Regions from separate parts of the Homo sapiens genome. Here regions 1 and 3 are each linked to region 2. Evidence: chromatin contacts called from ENCODE Hi-C or POLR2A ChIA-PET data. All regions are on one chromosome and are shown on one strand. Each heading gives the region's core, a stretch centred on a gene start or an enhancer-like site at or near the end of the contact. The rest is flanking DNA. Distances are from core to core; before and after follow the strand shown. Region 1 overlaps RHBDF2 (rhomboid 5 homolog 2). Region 2 holds the start of RECQL5 (RecQ like helicase 5). Region 3 holds the start of QRICH2 (glutamine rich 2).

What was found. A loop is a pair of places that touch in the nucleus more often than their neighbours do. ChIA-PET counts read pairs that join two places held with the same protein, here RNA polymerase II (POLR2A). Pooled maps may share reads with other maps.
Region 1: a loop to region 2 is called in a map with no recorded cell type, with 10 times the contacts of the local background. The contact joins the enhancer-like site here to the promoter of RECQL5 in region 2. A Hi-C loop is called at or near these places in 2 of 37 single-sample maps with no recorded cell type and 3 of 50 pooled maps. POLR2A ChIA-PET finds 5 or more read pairs at or near these places in 2 of 52 experiments (GM12878 and OCI-LY7).
Region 3: POLR2A ChIA-PET joins it to region 2 with 12 read pairs in T-cell. The contact joins the promoter of QRICH2 here to the promoter of RECQL5 in region 2. POLR2A ChIA-PET finds 5 or more read pairs at or near these places in 2 of 52 experiments (T-cell and activated B cell).

What each region holds. Positions count from the first base shown.
Region 1 is chr17:76,479,956-76,484,003 of GRCh38, forward strand. RHBDF2 (rhomboid 5 homolog 2) reads right to left here. Exons shown (of 19, transcript NM_001005498.4): 3 at 1,420-1,590. The coding sequence starts at 1,569. Among named protein-coding and RNA genes, the nearest start is that of AANAT, 14 kb to the left of the region's middle. RefSeq lists silencers at 818-887, 1,708-1,807, 1,868-1,917, 3,592-3,886, 3,798-3,998. Within about 2 kb of position 1,341, at least 14 of the 41 ENCODE cell types and tissues checked have a DNase peak (open chromatin) inside an H3K27ac peak, as active enhancers do; they include GM12878 and OCI-LY7, where a contact is called at or near this core.
Region 2 is chr17:75,665,715-75,669,615 of GRCh38, forward strand. It overlaps RECQL5 (RecQ like helicase 5), which reads right to left and starts at 1,440. Exons shown (of 20, transcript NM_004259.7): 1 at 1,330-1,440; 2 at 714-857. The coding sequence starts at 843. It overlaps SAP30BP (SAP30 binding protein), which reads left to right and starts at 1,624. Exons shown (of 11, transcript NM_013260.8): 1 at 1,624-1,764; 2 at 2,802-2,911. The coding sequence starts at 1,659. RefSeq lists enhancers at 565-1,764, 1,346-1,445, 1,616-1,865.
Region 3 is chr17:76,306,843-76,310,916 of GRCh38, forward strand. It overlaps QRICH2 (glutamine rich 2), which reads right to left and starts at 1,434. Exons shown (of 19, transcript NM_001388453.1): 1 at 623-1,434. The coding sequence starts at 1,156. PRPSAP1 (phosphoribosyl pyrophosphate synthetase associated protein 1) reads right to left here. Exons shown (of 10, transcript NM_002766.3): 10 at 2,636-4,074.

The sequences.
Region 1 (4,048 bases), core at 91-2,590, 810 kb after region 2:
CAACCCTGATTTATGCCCCAATTTGCTTTCATTTGGAAATATATATATATAATGTGTGTGTGTGTGTGTGTGTGTGTGTGTGTGTGTTTGTATATGTATATATATATATATATATATTTTTTTTTTTTTTTTTTTTTTTTTTTTGGAGATGGAATCTCACTGTATTGTCCAGGCTGGAGTGCAGTGGTGTGGTCTCGACTCACTGACACCTCCGCCTCCCAGGTTCAAGCGATTCTTCTGCCTCAGCCTCCTGAGTAGCTGGGACTATAGGCATGTGCCACCACACCCGGCTAATTTTTGTATTTTTAGTAGAGACGGGGTTTCACCATGTTGGCCAGGCTGGTCTCGAACTCCTGCCTGACCTCAAGTGATCTGGCCGCCTCGGCCTCCCAAAGTGCTGGGATTACAGGCATGAGCTACCATGCCCGGCCTATATATATATTTTTTGGGACAGAGTCTTGCTCTGTTGCCCAGGTTGGAGGGCAGTGGCACCATCATAGCTCACTGGAGCCTCGACCTCCCAGGCTCAAGCAAGCCTTCTACCTCAGTGTCCTAAGTAGCTGGGATTACAGGCATGTGCCACCACACCCAGCTCTTTTTTAATTTTTTTTGCAGAGACAGAGTCTTGCTATGTTGTCTAGTCTGGTCTCGAACTCCTGGGCTCAAGTGATCTGGCTGCCTCAGCCTCCCAAAGTGATGAGATTACAGGCATGAGGCGACCTCGCCCAGCCTCATTCTGAATTTAAAATCGCCATTGTCTAACTTTTCTCCGTCAAGGCCAGCGTGTGTTTTCCTAACTCCTCATCCAGTCCCTCCCCTCTGCACCATGACGCTCCTGCCTGCTGCTGTGTCTTCTGCAGAGCTCTCGGGTGAACGGGGGGCGTTAACATCGCTTCCCTTTATACTCCAGACTGTGCAGGAAGCCCACGCTGCCACAAGCCGGTTTTCAATGAGCTCTTTATGGGGCACTAGACCAGACTGTCAGAAACACTGATCTGTTCTCGTCCTCCCAAAGGAAGCGGACACTGCCTAGGCGGGCTGCTGATGCCAGGGAGACACTGTCCCCTGCTCACCCATGTCAAAGAAAGCCCCCAGCCCTCAGAAGAGAGACTGAGAGTCCAGGCCTAGGGGGTGAAATGAGAACAGCCAGGGCCCCAGGGTTACCAGCAAGCACTTTCTTGGGGCTGGCCCTTCCTGTGTGCCCCTGACCACGATGAGAGTGAGCCCGGTTCCTGGCTTTACTCCCTGTGATATTTCGGGCCCAGGAAGGAGGGGGTAGGGCCCGAGTCAAGGGCTGCACAGACAGCAGCTGTGGCTCAGGAAGGAGCCCCTCTGGGAAGTGAAACTGACCAGAAAGTGTCACGTGGGTACATCTGTTACCTACGGCAGAACAGTGAGCCCCCAGGCCAGCCCCCTTACCTCAGGCAGCATGCTGTCCTGCTCGCCAGGGGCCTGGGTCTCTTTCTCGGGTGGCGGGATGGTGATGGAGAGGTTGGGTGGCTTCCGGCTCTGCAGGCGGCTGCTGGACACAGAGGACACGCTCCCGCCATTCTTGTCAGCAGAGGCCATTGTGGGCAGGAGGCGGGAGGGCTGGAATGGAGACCGGGAGAGCAGCGGTGGGCGGTGCGGGGTGGCGCAGTGTCAGGACCCTGACGCCAGGGCACGCAGCCCAGACCAAGAACCAACTTGCCTAAAGTTGGTTCAAACATCTCTGGGCGGCTGGGCGCGGTGGCTCACGCCTGTAATCCCAGCACTTTGGGAGGCCGAGGTGGGGGGATCACGAGGTCAGGAGATCGAGACCATCCTGGCCAACATGGTGAAACCCCGTCTCTACTAAAAATACAAAAAATTAGCTAGGCGTGGTGGCACGTGCCTGTAATCCCAGCTACTCGGGAGGCTGAGGCAGGATGGCTTGAACCCAGGAGGCAGCGGTTATAGTAAGCCGAGATCGCGCCACTGCACTCCAGCCTGGCGACAGAGCAAGACTCTGTCTGAAAACACACACACACACACACACACACACACACACACACACACACACACACACAAAACCAAAAACAAACCATCCCTGGGGACTAAACCCAGCCTGAACCAGGCTGAACCTCAGGCCCAGTGGTTGGAGTGAGGTCTATTTCTGACCATCATTTGCATCCCGGACCATATGGGTCTGGGAGGTCCTCAACTTACTACCTCATTCAATTTCTGATCTCTCCGCTTGAGGCAAGAACCAAACCCTGAAAAGAGCATGAAGATGCAGGCCAGGGACGGTGGCTCACACCTGTAATACCAGCACTTGGGGAGGCCGAGGTGGGCCGAGAGATGAGAAACCTACTGTGCTGGTCCCTGTCCCCCAAGGCCACCCAGTTTATTTTTCTTGTCTTTTTTCTGTAGAGGTGGGGGTCTCTCCATGTTAGCCAGGCTGGTCTGGAACTCCTGGGCTTAAGCCATCTGCCTGCCTTGGCCTCCCAAGTGCTGGGATTACAGGTGCAAGCTCACTGTGCCCAGCCCCAGTTCATTTTTCAAAGATAACTAAAACTGGCTGGGTGCGTGGCTCATGCCTGTAATCCCAGCACTTTGGGAGGCCGAGGTAGGTGGATCACCTGAGGTCAGGAGTTTGAGACCAGCCTGGCCAACATGGTAAAACCCTGTCTCTACTAAAAATACAAAATTAGCCAGGTGTGGTGGCGCATGCCTATAATCCCAGCTACTTGGGAGGCTGAGGCACGAGAATTGCTTGAACCCAGGAGGCAGAGGTTGCAGTGAGCCAAGATCATGCCACTGCACTCCAGCCTGGGCGACAGAGTGAGAAAATGTCTCAAAAAAAAAAGATAACTGAAACTGCCACCTGTCTGGCACTTTTCTCCCCCATAGTGAGAACACTGTTTAACAATAAAAGTGGCATATGCTCATTGAAAAAAAAAAAAAATCACACAGCTGTGTGTGGTGGCTTACACGTACAATCCCAACACTTTGGGAGACCAAGGTGGATGGATCACTTAAGGTCAGGAGTTCGAGACTAGCCTGGCCAACACAGTGAAACACCATCTCTACTAAAATACAAAAATTAGCCAGGCATAGTGCCTCATTCCTGTAGTTCCAGCTACTCGGGAGGCTGAGGCAGGAGAATCACTTGAACCCGAGAGGAAGAGATTGCTGTGAGCCAATCTCATTGCACCCTCCACCTCCCAGGTTCAAGCAATTCTCTTGCCTCAGCCTCCCAAGTAGCCGGGGTTATGGGCGTGAGCCACCAAGCCCAGCCCACACTCTATCATTTTACCTGCATTGTAGACATCTTTCCCTGTCAACACATACGGACAGACCTACTTTTTTTCTTTTTTCTTTTTTTTTGTGATGGGGTCTCATTCTGTCACCCAGATTGGAGTGCAGTGGCGCGATCTCGGCTCACCGCAACCTCCACCTCCCAGGTTCAAGTGATTCTCCTGCCTCAGCCTCCCAAGAAGCTCGGATTACGGGCATGCGCCACCACGCCCAGCTAATTTTGTATTTTTAGTAGAGATGGGGTTTCTCCATGTTGGTCAGGCTGGTCTCGAACTCCTGACCTCAGGTGATCCACCTGCCTCGGCCTCCCAAAGTGCTGGGATTACAGGTTTCAGCCACCACACCCGGCCCTAGGCCTCTTGTCTTTTTTGATGAATGCAAAGATTTCATAAGTGGAATGCACCAAGATTTACTTAAGTCCAGACTGCTGGTTATTTAGGATGTTTCCGGAATTTGAGACATGGGTCTGATGTTGCAACTAACACCCTTGCATACACCGCGTGTGCTTGTTTAACTATTACAAGACCAAGTTCTGGAAGCAGAATGGCTGGGTTGAAGAGTAAGTACATCCCAAATTTCAGTGGCTGTTGCCCAGTACCCCATCTGGGGCTTTCCTGTGCGTGTGCCACCAGTCCCCAGTTCCCCTCTGACTCCACCAGAATTAACACCCTCTGCCTGTTTCATTCTCTTCGTTTCGTCTCTTGCTCTGCCCCATGACCGTCTTCTTGTTAAAACCCCCAGCTGTGGCCGGGCGCGGTGGCTCATGCCT
Region 2 (3,901 bases), core at 190-2,689:
TCTGAGTCTGCTGTGATATGGATGATTGAACTAAACAGCCATGAAAGCAGAGTACTGCTAGATGAGTGGGTACATCTGTGTAGACATGAGAGGACATTACTTAGAGGGCTTTTGTTTAGACATGTATCATTAATATTACATTGCTGCTCGCCTCTTGGCAACTTCCATTTGTCACCGTATCTCAGGTTTATAACATTATTACTCTTTCCTTCTCTATCTGGGACCAAGGCCACTCAACCTGCAACAAGGGAATTACCTAGGAGGCCAGTGACCGAGTTAAGTTATTCCTACCACCCTCACTGTTGCTGTTCGTTTGTGTGTACAAACGAACAATAATGAGAATCTGAAGTGTTTTCAAAGACCATGTGTAAATCTAGCTATGAAATATAGACCAGCTGGGTGGTTCTGCCACTAAAACTACAAGCTTTGGGCCGGGCGTGGTGGCTCATGCTTGTAATCCCAGCACCTTGGGAGGCCGAGGTGGGAGGATTGCCTGAGCCCAGGATTTGGAGACCAGCCTGAGCAACATGCCAAGACCCCATCTCTAATTAAAACAAATAAACGAAACTACAAGCTTTGACAACTCTAAAGATTTCCAAATCCAGTTATGGACCAAAGGTGAGGCAGTACGAAGGGTGAGGAGGAGGGTGTTCTGCCGCAGCGTTATGGTATAGCCAGCATAAATTTAAAGGAAGGTAGCTTGGTAATGTTACCTTTTACTACAGCCATGGTCGCACTCTCCTGTAAAGGCGTCTTAAAAGAGTCAAACCCAAAGACCTTCTTCAGCGTACTCCGGACTCGCCGCTCAGGGTCAAAAGGAAAGGTGGTATGGTGGCTGCTCATCTTAGCCAAGAACAGTGGCCAAAGGTTAAGGCAAAGGTAGTAAAAGGTTGCCACGAGAACCCTCTGTTTTGCATTAAAAATACAGATTATTTTTCTGTAACAATTTGCTATATTACACTTAAATAATGTATTATTTTTAAGTAATAAAGCTGAAGGTGAACTGCCTCAAGCAATACATTCCTCAGTAATTAACATCTCCACTTTTACGCTCAATGAAAATGAAAACATTGAACTATTCCAGGCCACGGTATAGCACAGAGCTAGAAATCAGATCAAGAGAAGAAACATAAATGTCTTCAGAACAGCTTGGAGAACGGGGAACCGTTTTCCTAAGATCCACCACCTGCTCCTACTTCTATAAGCGCAACCACGACGACCGTTCTTCCACCCCGGGACCCCGAACCCCTTCTCCCGTCTTCCTGAGCCCAAGATCCGCAATTTTCTCTCTTGGCTGGCCGACACCTCCCTCTCTTCACCCTAAGATATCAGAACCGGCCGTGGTCCGCCCAAGAATTAAAGGCTGCTGGCTGGTTCCGGAACTGTTCGAAGACCCCTATACACAACCCCAACTCAGAGAAGCCAAAGCGCTGGGAATTCAGCTTTAGGCAGAACCCACGCAATCTTATATCCGTCGCGCAGTGATGACGTAGCGCGAGCGCTGGCATGAGGGCGGAGCCAGGCGCAGGAAACTGCCGTTTTGATTGGTTTCCAGTGTGGCGCGGGGGTCTCCTGGGATCCGAAAGAACCTGCCTTTCCGCCCGGAAGTCGGCGTCTTGAGTCATAGGAGTGAGCCACGCCCGGGCTGTGGGAATAAGATGGCGGGGAAGAAGAATGTTCTGTCGTCTCTCGCAGTTTACGCGGAAGATTCAGAGCCCGAGTCTGATGGCGAGGCTGGAATCGAGGCGGTGGGCAGCGCGGCTGGTAAGGCCCAAGTGCGAAGCTGGAAGGGGGAATCGGGTGTCTGCCCGGAATGCTGTACCCTCGCTGGGCGGGAGGGAACAAGATGGTCATTGTGCTCCAAGCACCGGACCCCGAAGAATGGTCCAGGGTCCGGGGTGAGATAGAGCATTAGAGACTGTGGACTAAGAATGAAGAATCTCCTTCCCGTTATTTCGATTAATTTGCCTAAACTTACTGAAAGACTCCGTGCCGGCTATAGTGATAGACAGAGGGATGGACGAAGAGGGAGCGGCTGCTCAGCCACTGCCTGTTTCCCCTGGGCTCGTTGTTTGATGAGGGAGAGCGATAAGTAAAACATACGTGGAAGATGGTAAAGATTGTGTTCGTTAACTTTATAACTTTTAGTTAGGAATGTGCCCTAAACACATCTTGGAGCTTTTAAAAACAAACGTATCTGATGCCCAAAGTGAGAGAACCTAATTCGGTAGAACTGGGGTAGGATGTGGGCATTTGTGAACTTTTTAAGGATCCCAGGTGATTTTTCTTATTTTGTGAGTTTTTAAAGCCTAACGGTGATGTTCTCCTCCTCAGGTTGAGAAGCACAATGTTAGATAATGGAAACAGATTCCTTTGGGAGAATAAAGAACAAGTTACCTAACAACATATCAGGACCTTAGCTTCCTCATCTGGAAAGTGAAGGGGATTGGATTAGGTTAGGTACTTCCATGTTTTGTGATTTTGTGTGGTCTCTTCCAGTCAGAAAGTTCTCTGATGGTTTCCTATAAACACTTTAGTGTTTATCTAGTGTTTATAGCATTAGAAACAGAATTTAGTACTCGGTTTTGTTCCCTGACCTTTTAATGATTTTATTCAGTAAATGCTGGCCTTCTCAGAGAGCCGAATCTGGGCCTATTGTAACTTAACATGAGATTTAGGTTCCCTTTGTATCTTCAGAGATAGTCTTGGCCACTCAAATCTCTGGACATTTTTTCTTACATTGTAACTCTTGTTTTTTTTTTCTTGCTTTTTGTTTGTTTGTTTGTTTTTTAACCTTTCAGAGGAGAAAGGCGGATTGGTATCTGATGCCTATGGGGAGGATGACTTTTCTCGTCTAGGGGGTGATGAAGATGGTTATGAAGAAGAAGAAGATGAGAACAGTAGACAGTCGGTAGGTAAATCTCCCAGATCCAGAGCTACTGAAAGCACAATTTCATTTGTCAGATTTTGGAACTGTGCCAACAGTGTTCCATTTCATGGTTAGCTCCATCCCTTGCTCTCCCGTTTTGTTTTAGTATTAGTGGAAGAAACTGGATTGGATATCAGATCTGTTTGAAAATGTATTTTCACATGGATCATTTTTTATTAATCTTTGAATTGAAATTTGGGGGAAAAGATAGTGGATTATTTTATTTAACCCAGATATCAATGGGTGTTTTATGTTGATTTTTCCCTGTTTAAATGATTTACTCCATTTATAGCAGGCATTCATCCTAACTGGTGTATCATTTATATCTACAGTCAACTCTGCATTATTTTTAATCTTGGTTGGGGCTCATTTAAGTCTTCTCAGTTTATTAACAAGATAAGAAAGGAAAATTCGTTTTCACCTGCTTTTTCTTTTCTTTTTTTTTTTTGAGATAGGGTCTCACTCTGCTGTCCAGATTGGAGTGCAGTGGTGTGATCATAGATAGTTCACTACAGTCTTGAACTCCTGGGCGCAAGTGATCCTCCCACCTCAGCCTACCCAGTAGCTGGGACTACAGGTGGGCGCCACCATGCCTAGCTAACCTATTATTATTTTTTTTTGTCGGAATCTTGCTCTGTCGCCCATGCTGGAGTGCAGTGGTGCGATCTCTGCTCACTGCAACCTCCACCTCCCAGGTTCAAGCAATTCTCCTGCCCTCAGCCTCCTGAGTAGCTGGGATTACAGACACCTGCCATCACGCCTGGCTAATTTTTGTATTTTTCACAGAGACGGTTTCACCATGTTGGCCATTCTGGTCTCTAACTCCTGACCTCAGGTGATCCACCCGCCTCATCCTTCCAAAGTGCTGGGATTACAGGCGTGAGCCACTGCTCCTGGCCGATTTTTAAAATTTAAAAAAAAATTTTTTGTAGAGACGTTGTTTCACTATGTTTCCCAGTCTGGTTTCAAACT
Region 3 (4,074 bases), core at 184-2,683, 640 kb after region 2:
CACCACTGCATTTCAGCCTGGGTGATAGAGTGAGACTCCTTCTCAAAAAAAAAAAAAGTCCAAGTGAAACGGTCCCCTGCCTGCTGTGGCTTGTGTCATGGCCATAGGAAGCTGAGGTCCAACTCTCCATCCTGACTCCCCTTCTCTGGGAGCCTTTGTCCTCAACACGTATCTCTTCATGTCCTTATTCATTTTAAAAAGGGAATTCACTCTAAGAATCTTCTGAGAAGTTGCCGGCCCCACTCTGAGCCAGCTCTGGGTCCTTGGATGTCTGATAAGTGGTGGGCGAACCTCTCCCGTAAACAGGGGCTAGGAAGGAGGGGGTGGGATGGGGCCACTACACTTAGGAGGTGGGGTCCCCAGGCCCCTCCAGCTCGGGGAGGCCCTAGGCCTTTTGGTGGCGTTCTTTTAGGATTTTCACGTCTTGCAGCCCCGTGGACTGCAAGGTAGAGCATGGGCCACTCTATTTAGCCAGTCGCACTGAGGTCTGGCACCTCCTCGGTCCCCATCCCCTCCGTCCCCACCACCGCTCACCCCTCCAGGGTGGTGGGGACTCGGCTAGGCCTGGAGGGCGGCCTGGAGGAGGCAGACGGCCTGCGCGTGCCTCCGTGTGCGTGCTCACCCTGGCAAAGCTGAGCTCCTCGGCGGCGTCCTTCATGATACTCCCAGTCCGCACCCTATCGAACGCCCGCACGCCCACCTCCTGCTCCTCCGGCCACTCTAGCGCGGCCAGGTCAAGCCCGCTGGCCTGGGAGAAGTGCTGCACGTGCGTGGCGATGCCCTGCACCTGGCCGTCCACACGCTTGAGCTGCTTGCTCAGGTCCTCCACCTGGCCGCCCAGGTCCTTCACTTGGCTCTCCAGCGCTGACGAAGGCGCCTGGCCCACGCCCCTGCGCTTCTCCCGGGGCGCCCCCTTGGGCACCTCCTTGGGCGCGGGCAGGTGCGGGATGCTGAACGAGCTCCGGACGGACTGCAGCGAGCGGCTGGGCTCGGGCGACGAGGGCTGGAAGTCGATCCGGGTATTTTGGAGGTCGAGGTTCTTGAGCATGGCCACGATGAGCGTGTGCAGGGCCGTGAAGTTGACGGCGCCCACCTCTGGCGTGCCGATGGAGAGGTCCGCCAGCTCCCGGAGGGAGACCGTGGTCGCGGGCGGCATCGTGGCTGTCAGGAGCTGTGCGCCGCCGCGGGGCGCCGGCCAACCACTTCCCGCTCACTGCACGCCGCGCCTTGGGGCCTTTCGGGGGCCCTGCGAGGTCCTCGGGGCGCCCCTGCCCCGGGTCCGGCCGAGTCACTGGACAGAGCTCCTGCCTCCAGGGAATCTGCGCCTCCGCTCCCCGGCGGGGTCCGCGATGGCCACCCCTCCGCTGTCTGTCGCTGGCCTCGGGTCCCCGAGCTGGAGCCCTGGACTCCCAGTCCCCGCGCCGGCGGACGTTTGAAACGTGGGGGCCCCCGCGTGCCCTGAAGATTCCACGTAACAACACGCCTCCCTGCGAGCCACGGGGGCGGGGGGAAGTAAAGGCCACCACAAGGATCACAAGGGGAGCCTTGGCAACGGGCTGAGGAGGCCTCCTAAGATCCAGCTAGACTCCATCCATCCCCTTAACCTAGAAAGGCCAGGATTCACTCACTCTTGGCGGGGCCACATAAGGAAAGACTTGAGGGTTTCCTGGCAACCATGCTTTGTGTCATCAGCTGCGTCCATTCCAGAGTGGTGGCCCCATGTCTATGGCCCCATGTCTAAGGGATGCAGTCCTGGGGCCCTGGTCCCCTCAGACAGTCCACATATTTTGTTCAATCAAAGGTGAAGCAACTTGGAAAAGACAACCCACTCACTATTCAGGCAGTTCCAATTAGCCACTAGATGACTAACTGGTGGCTAATTGTCCCTTTTCTGTGCTGCCATAATTTTTTTTTTACTTTTGAGAGGGAGTCTTGCTCTGTCGCCCAGGCTGTAGTGCAATGGCACGATCTCGGCTCACTGCAACCTCTGCCTCCCGGGTTGACATGATTCTCCTGCCTCAGCCTCCCGAGTAGCTGGGATTACAGATGCGTGGTACCATGCCCGGCTAATTTTTTGTATTTTTAGCAGAGACGGGGTTTCACTATGTTGGCCAGGCTGGTCTTGAACTCCCGACCTCAAGTGATCGACCCACCTCGGCCTCCCAAAGTGCTGGGATTACAGGTGTAAGCCACCGCGCCCAGCCTGCCATAAATTAATTGATCTCAAAAAAACGGCCAGGCTTGGTGGCTCACACCTGTAATCCCAGCACTTTGGGAGGCCGAGGCGGGTGGATCACCTGAGGTAAGGGGTTCAAGGCCAGCCTAGCCAACATAGTGAAACCCCTCTGCTAAAAATACAAAAAATTAGCCGGGCATGGTACCGCGCATCTGTAATCCCAGCTACTCGGGAGGCTGAGGCAGGAGAATCGCGTCAACCCGGGAGGCAGAGGTTGCAGTGAGCCAAGATCGCACCACTGCACCCCAGCCTGGGCGACAGTGCAAGACTCTGTCTCAAAAAAAAAAAAAAAGAAAAGAAAAGAAACCACTCACCTGGTCAAGCGCCTGTGCTTGAGCTCATTACAAAGCAGGATTAAACAGCACGAGACAAATCTGGTGTTAACAATTGAGACATGACTTCCCCATACAAGATTCTTCCCAAAAACGTATAAATAAAACTTCCTAACAGAAGCACAGCAAGGCTACTTAAAGAGAACCTATGAATGTGTGCCATGCATGGCCAGCCTCCTCCGTGAGCTCTGCATCTGCAGATTTAACCAACCACGACTGAACACGTACAGATTCCTGTCATGATTCTCTAAATAATACAGCATGACCACCATCTACACAGGATATTGCAGTAGGTATTACAAGTCATCCAGGATGTGCATAGCTTATATGCAGATACTACACCATTTTCTATCAGGGACTTGCACATCCATGGGCAGGAGGTTGAGTCCTGGAACCAATCACCCATGGATTGTAAGGAATAACTGTACTATTTTAACTACTGTTCAAGTTCAGATTTTTCACTTCAGCCTGAGAGGTACTGTTTATTTAATTGAAGGATTTTCGATCATCATTATATTCCAATAACTTGGGACACAGTAGGCCTTTAAGGGGTTATCAAAATAACTAGTTCTTTGCAGTCTTTTTTTTTTTTTGAGATGGAATCTTGCTCTGTCACTTGGGCTGGAGTGCAGTGGCACAATCTCAGCTCACTGCAATCTCTGCCTCTTGGGTTCAACCAATTAATTCTCCTGCCTCAGCCTCCCGAGTAGCTGGGATTACAGGCGTGCACCCCCTCCCCCAACACCCGGCTAATTTTTGTATTTTTAGTAGGGACAGGGTTTCACCATATTGGCCAGGCTGGTCTCAAACTCCTGACCTCAAGTGATCTGCCCACCTCGGCCTCCCAAAGTGCTGGGATTACAGGCGTGAGCCATGATGCCTGGCCTCTTTGTAGTCTTTTTATGCTTTTAACTTAGCTAGGCTAATTTTTGTATTTTTAGTAGAGACGGGGTTTTGCCATGTTGGCCAGGCTGGTCTCAAACTCCTGACCTCAGGTGATCTACCTGCCTCGGCCTCCCAAAGTGCAGGGATTACAGGCATAAGACACGATCCCTGGCCTGTTTTTTTTTTTTGAGACAGGGTGTTGCTCTGTCACCCAGGATGGATGGCAGTGGTACAATCATAGTTCACTGCAGCTTCAACCTCCTTGGCTCAGGCAATCCTCCCACCTCAGCCTCCCAAGGTAGCTGGAACTACAGGCACATGCTACCAATGCCTGGCTAATTTTTGTATTTTTTGTAGACATGGGGGTTTCGCCATGTTTCCCAGGCTGGTCTGAAACTCCTGGGCTCAAGCAATCCTCCTTGCCTCAGCCTCCCAAAGTACTCAGATTATAGGTGTGAGCCACCACACCTAGACTTTTTTTTTTTTTTTTTAAAGATTTAAAATACAGTATTCAACAAGGATTTAGCTTCAACACTTAGGAAGAGGGTGGAACCTGGGAAAGTGTTTGTGTCCAGCCACAGACCTGACTGCTGTTCTGTATCCATGGTCTTCTGCTGTCTA